2 separate regions of the Homo sapiens genome follow, and region 2 is linked to region 1. Evidence: read pairs that join two places in POLR2A ChIA-PET (ENCODE). Cell type or tissue: OCI-LY7. All regions are shown on one strand. Links, peaks and the distances in the headings refer to the core of each region. The heading gives the core; the rest is flanking DNA.

Evidence for each region. Peaks named below come from ENCODE experiments on the same cell type or tissue, not always from the same donor. Only the 100,000 strongest peaks of a DNase experiment are listed, where the experiment ranks them.
Region 2: POLR2A ChIA-PET joins it to region 1 with 13 read pairs; 7 of 35 experiments call an interaction of 5 or more read pairs at or near these places.

What each region holds. Positions count from the first base shown.
Region 1 is chr22:40,875,742-40,878,662 of GRCh38, forward strand. All of the region lies in intron 2 of XPNPEP3 (X-prolyl aminopeptidase 3), which reads left to right. LOC124905124 (a long non-coding RNA gene) reads right to left here and starts at 1,854. Exons shown (of 3, transcript XR_007068111.1): 1 at 1,668-1,854; 2 at 322-407. In OCI-LY7, for the core only: no CTCF peak of the experiment used is centred there; no DNase peak of the experiment used is centred there.
Region 2 is chr22:40,929,275-40,932,195 of GRCh38, forward strand. XPNPEP3 (X-prolyl aminopeptidase 3) reads left to right here. Exons shown (of 10, transcript NM_022098.4): 10 at 1-2,921. Among named protein-coding and RNA genes, the nearest start is that of RBX1, 21 kb to the right of the region's middle. In OCI-LY7, for the core only: no CTCF peak of the experiment used is centred there; no DNase peak of the experiment used is centred there.

The DNA.
Region 1 (2,921 bases), core at 281-2,780:
GGTGTCTCACACCTATAATCCCAGCACTTTGGGAGGCCAAGGTGGGCCGATTGCTTGAGGCGTGGAGTTTGAGAACAGCCTGGCCAACGTAGCAAACTCCACCTCTACTAAAAAAAAAAAAAAAAAAAATTAGCCAGGCATGGTGGTGCATGCTTGTAATCCCAGCTACTCAGGAGACTGAGGCATGAGAATCACTTGAACCCAGGAGTCAGAGGTTGCAGTGAGCTAAGATTGCGCCACTGTGCTCCAGCCTAGGCAACAGAGCAAGACTCTGTCTCAAAAAATAAATAAATAAATGACATTTGTATTTCTCTTTTTTACCTTTGTGTGTAGTCCTCATTGACACTGAGAAACTCTCTGAGGTAAAGATTAGCAAGAATCAGCCCTAGACAAGAATTAGGAGCTACCTAAAGAAATGAATAATAATGAAAAGTTTCTAAATGGTCAATGGAGATTCATTCCTAACATGTGAAAAAGCCAAAGACTTCCAGGTCTTCTATGTAAATAATTATTTTGATTTCATTTGTTGTCATAATAGCGGTTGTCCATGTAAATTTTACTCTTCTAAGATCCTGCCTGGCTTTGGATTCCCGGGTGACAACCAGTTCAAGTGTAAATTTTTTATTTTGGTAATAATTATAGCTAATACTTATGTAGTGCTAAGTGTTACGTTTTAAGTGTTTTATTACTTAAATCCACTTAGGTGGATTATTGTATAATCCACATAACAACTTTGTGAAGTCAGTGCTATTGTTATTTCCATTTTACATGAGGAAACTGAGGCACAGAGAAGTTTGGTAGCTCTTTCCAAACTTAGTGAATTGCTAAGCCAGGATTCCAACTCACAAAAACCTAACTCAGAATCCACACTTTCAACCACAAAACAGTGCATAATACCTATGCCAAACATAATACCTGTGTCACTCAGTGAATTGCTAAGCCAGGATTCCAACTCACAAAAACCTAACTCAGAATCCACACTTTCAACCACAAAACAGTGTATAATACCTATGCCAAAAAATACTATCTGGTAATATTTTTTAAAGTATTTTCTCCTTACATTTTTTATAAGACATCCATCTGAGAGAAGTCTTAGTATAAAAGTTATTTCAAGTTTGGAGAGTAGTATACTTTTTTTAAATCAGGTAAAATTTATATGCAGCGAATTTCACAGATCTTACATATGCAGTTCAGTGAGCTTTAACAAAGGTAACCTACAGCTCAGTCAAGATACAGAACATTTCCATCGTCCTGGAAAGTTCCCTCATGCTCCTCCAGTCAGTCTCCACCTTCATAGGCAGCCACTCTTTTGGTTTCTGTCATCATAGACTGTTTTGCCTTTTCTTGACTTTGTGTAAGTAGAATCATACAGAATCATAATATGTATATGTAGCCTTTCTGTTTGTTTAGTTTTGCTCAATATATGCAAATCTATTTAGAGTATTTTTTATTCAGTCATTGCATTTTTTCTGAGAGGCCTGTTTTACATTATAAAGGAAACACTAGCTTTTTCTTTCACCCCATTCTCCAACTGCACAGTAATAGTTTATTAATTACTTCCTTATATGCTGCGAAAACTACCTAATATTAAGCAGACTTCTTTTCAAAATCAGACCATGTTAAAATTCTAATCTAGTTAGTTTCAGGAAATAATTAAAAATACAAACCTAGATTGTAGTAGAGACCTGTATCATTTCATCCATTTTCAGTCTTTGTTATATCTTCCTTTCTGGGTGTTTTGTGTAGCTGGTAAAATATGAAGAACATTATTGCTTTTCTCTTCGAGAGGCATGATCTTAAGTGTCCTGGAAGAGCTTTCCTTCTTGGCTGCAGAATCTCAGAACTGATAGTGAGACTTTGCAGAGTCCAGCTTCCAATATCTAGGCTTTCGATTGGCTCAATAAACTTGTTAGAAGAGCCTTTCCATCTTAAGTGGTTCCACATCATAAAATGCTGACTTTGTTTTTTAATTCTTTACAGTTTTACCACGTTGCCTGAGGATCTATTGAGATATAGTTTTATCAGAAGAAATTCAGGCCAGATTGACTATAAAGTTGAGTTCTGTGATCAAAGGCCATAACACCTTCCAAGTTTACTCCTAGGGTTTAAAGGTCATTGCTTTAACACATTTTTTTTCCTCCTTCACATGGAAAGGTTTCTTTTTTCTTGAGTAAATTTTTTGTTTCTGGGTACAGTGGCTCACGCCTGTAATCCCAGCATTTTGGGAGGCCGAGGCCGGTGGATCACCTGAGGTCAGGAGTTCAAGACCAGCCTGACCAACATGGTGAAACCCCATCTGTACTAAAAATACAAAATTAGCCGGGCGTGGTGGCACATTCCTGTAATCCCAGCTACTTGGGAACCTGGGGCAGGAGAATTGCTTGAACCTGGGAGGCGGAGGTTGCAGTGAGCCGAGATTGTGCCATTGTACTCCAGCCTGGGCAACAAGAACAAAGCTCTATCTCAAAAAAAAAAAAAAAAATGTGTTGTGATGGAGAGTGCTTTGTTGCGTTGAGATTTTAGAAGTTTAGAAGCATTTACTTAATGATCACTCAATAGTGTTGATAATTAATAGGTTTGGGAAAATATAGCCAGTGTTTTAAATATTTCTCATGTAGTCAATTGTATGAAATTGGATTCAGCAAACATAGGAATACTTTGAAGGGTATAAAAGATGGTTTTTTTGATCCTGCTTTGATTTCCAAATAATTTTCTTGTTTTAGAAGTAACTTCCTGATATGTGTTAATGTATACTGTTACTAATGAAAATGAGAGATAACACATAGTTATTAAAATTATGGATTTTCTTACCTTCTGAAATAAAAAAGAATTGATTTTTAAATTTCTTTCTTTTTTTTTTTTTGAGACGGAATCTTACTCTGTCGCTCAGGCCGGAATGTAGTGGTGTGATCTCAGCTCAC
Region 2 (2,921 bases), core at 197-2,696, 53 kb after region 1:
TCCATCTCCCAGGTTCAAGCGATTCTCCTGCCTCAGCCTCCCGAATAGCTAGGAATACAGGCGCCTGCCACCACACCCGGCTATTTTTTTGTATTTTAAATAGAGACGAGGTTTCACTGTGTTGGCCAGGCTGGTCTCGAACTCCTGACCTCATGATCTGCCCGCCTCGGCCTCCCTAAGTGCTGCGATTACAGACGTGAGCCACCGCACCTCCTGTATCATTTTCTATGGTCTAAACTTTTCTAGCTAAAAGCCTAGGTAGCTTGTATGTATAGCAGCATACTTGGACATGAAACACACTTCTGGTTAGATTCCAGTCAAGTTCTATAGGTGTTATTGGTAGGCAGAAAGGCTGTTGTAGAATTCTTCTGGTGATTTTCAGTCCCTGACCCAGGTATATTGTCCTTTGAGTCCCAGATTAACTAACTATAGCAGCTAAGCATTTGAATCAGACTTCTCATAGCAATGTTATGGGCTGTCTGATATATTCAGGATTTGTTGAGCAGATAAGCTGTGTGTGATCTTACTCATTCTCAGCCATGCCGCAGACATACCCATTTCCCTTTAGTAATTTTTTAATACAGAGAATGCTATTAACTGTTACTGGATATCAAATAATTTTATTTTTCTAATAGTATTTTCCAAATATTTCTTAAAATTCTTAAAATTTAGGTTAAAGTTTGCTGGTCTCTTACATTTAATAAAGCTGGGACTTGAAGACTTACCATAGTTTTCAACTGCCTTTGCAAGTTCATAAACTTCTAAGGGTAAAAAGTGAATAAGATAAATTCAGAGTTTTAAGGTAAAGGCTTTATATTAGCTTTTTTTTTTTTTAAAGGTTTTTTGTGGGGTTTTTTTGTTTTTTTTTTTTTTGAGATGGAGTCTCGCTCTGTCACCCAGGCTGGAGTGCAGTGGCACGATCTTGGCTCACTGCAACCTCCATCTCCCGGGTTCAGGCAATTCTTCTGCCTCAGCCTCCTGAGTAGCTGGGACTACAGGCGCGTGCCACCATGCCCGGCTAGTTTATTGTATTTTTAGTAGAGATGGGGTTTTACTGTGTTAGCCAGGATGGTCTCAATCTCCTGACCTCATAATCTGCCCACCTCAGCCTCCCAAAGTGCTGGGATTACAGGCGTGAGCCACTGCACCCAGCCTTTTTAAAGTTTTTAATTGACATATAATTGTACGTATTTACAGGGTAAATAATGATGTTTTGATACATATATAATGATCAGATCAGAACAATTAGCATATCCATCACATTGAACATTTATCATTTATTTGTGTTGAGCCTTTAGTTCTTTTTTTTTTTTGAGATAGAGTCTCACTCTGTCACCCAGGCTGGAGTACAGTGGTGTGATCTTGGCTCACTGCAACCTCCACCCACCGGCTTCAACCAATTCTCCTGCCTCAGCCTCCCTAGTAACTGGGATTACAGGCACCTGCCACCACACCCAATTTTTGTATTTTTAGTAGAGACGGGGTTTCACCATCTTGGCCAGGCCAGGCTGGTCTTGATCTCCTGACCTTGTGATCCACCCACCTCAGCTTCCCAAACTGCTGGGATTACAGGCATGAGCCACGGCCCCCAGCCAGAGACAGTCTTGCTTTGTCGCCAGGCTGGAGTGTAGTGGCGCCATCTTGGCTCACTGCAACCTCCAACTCCCTGGTTCAAGCAGTTCTCCTGCCTCAGCCTCCCAAGTAGCTGGGATTACAGGCACGCACCACCATGCCCAGCTAATTTTTGTATTTTTAGTAGAGACAGGGTTTCACCATGTTGGCCAGGATGGTCTTGATCTCCTGACCTCGTGATCTGCCCACTTTGGCCTCCCAAAGTGCTGGGATTACAGGTGTGAGCCACCGTGCCCAGCCGAGCCTTTAGTTCTAAGTATAATAAATAATATATATACCAGGCATTCCTATTAAAAATCTTAACTTAAAAAAAATTACTCAAATGTTACTACTGGAATTTTTCTCCCTGAATTGAAGATACATGGTTAGATCATTAACAATACCACCTAAATGAAGGAAACATATCTGGATATCCAGTGTCACATACTTTTATGTATTTATTTCAGGAATTACTATTTTGTCACCATAATTAGGAAACAGACTGTGTTCTTTATTTGAAACACAACAGTATAAATACTATAGTAAAGTTGGGTGCAGTGGATCACAGCTATAATCCCAGCACTTTGGGAGACCAAGGAGGGATGGTCACTTGAGCCCAGGAGTTTGAGACCAGCCTAGGCAACATAGAGAGACCTTGTCTCAACAAAAAAATTTAAAGTTAGCCAGGTGTGGTGGTTTGCACCTATAGTCCCAGCTACTCAGGAGGCTGAGGTGGGAGGATCGCTTGAGCTTAGGAGGTCAAGGCTGCAGTGAGCCATGATTGTGCCACTTCACCCTGGGCAACAGAGAAAGACCCTGTCTCAATAAAAAAGAAGAGAAAAACTGGAGTGAGAACTCTCCTCCTCTCATAATCATAGTATCCACGTTAGGAAAATGCTTCTGAGAGTAACTTAAAGTACTGTGTGTGCATCTTCCTTCAAAACCTTGCTTTTTTCTCCGTTTTTGTAAGGTGAGAAAGGGAAAAACCTTCACCGTAGAAATACTGTCTTGAGATTAAGATACAAATAAAACATGTTAAACCTCCATCTAAAGACATTGCAACTTATTAAAACAGAAAAATGTACCTTTGTTATGTCTTTCCAAATATCCACACCCACACCCTGTTCAGCTTTGTTAATAATACAGAGATCAGAAATGTGAAGCACAAATGCTGCTTCTCCCCCTCCTGTTCCCATGTCAGAGATGGAGAAGAAAGCACAGTGAGCTGTTCACCAGTCCAGCGGTGACCTCGGAGTCCTTTGTAACAGTGTTTCCAATAACTTCTGCCAATAAAACAGAATTTGAGTTAG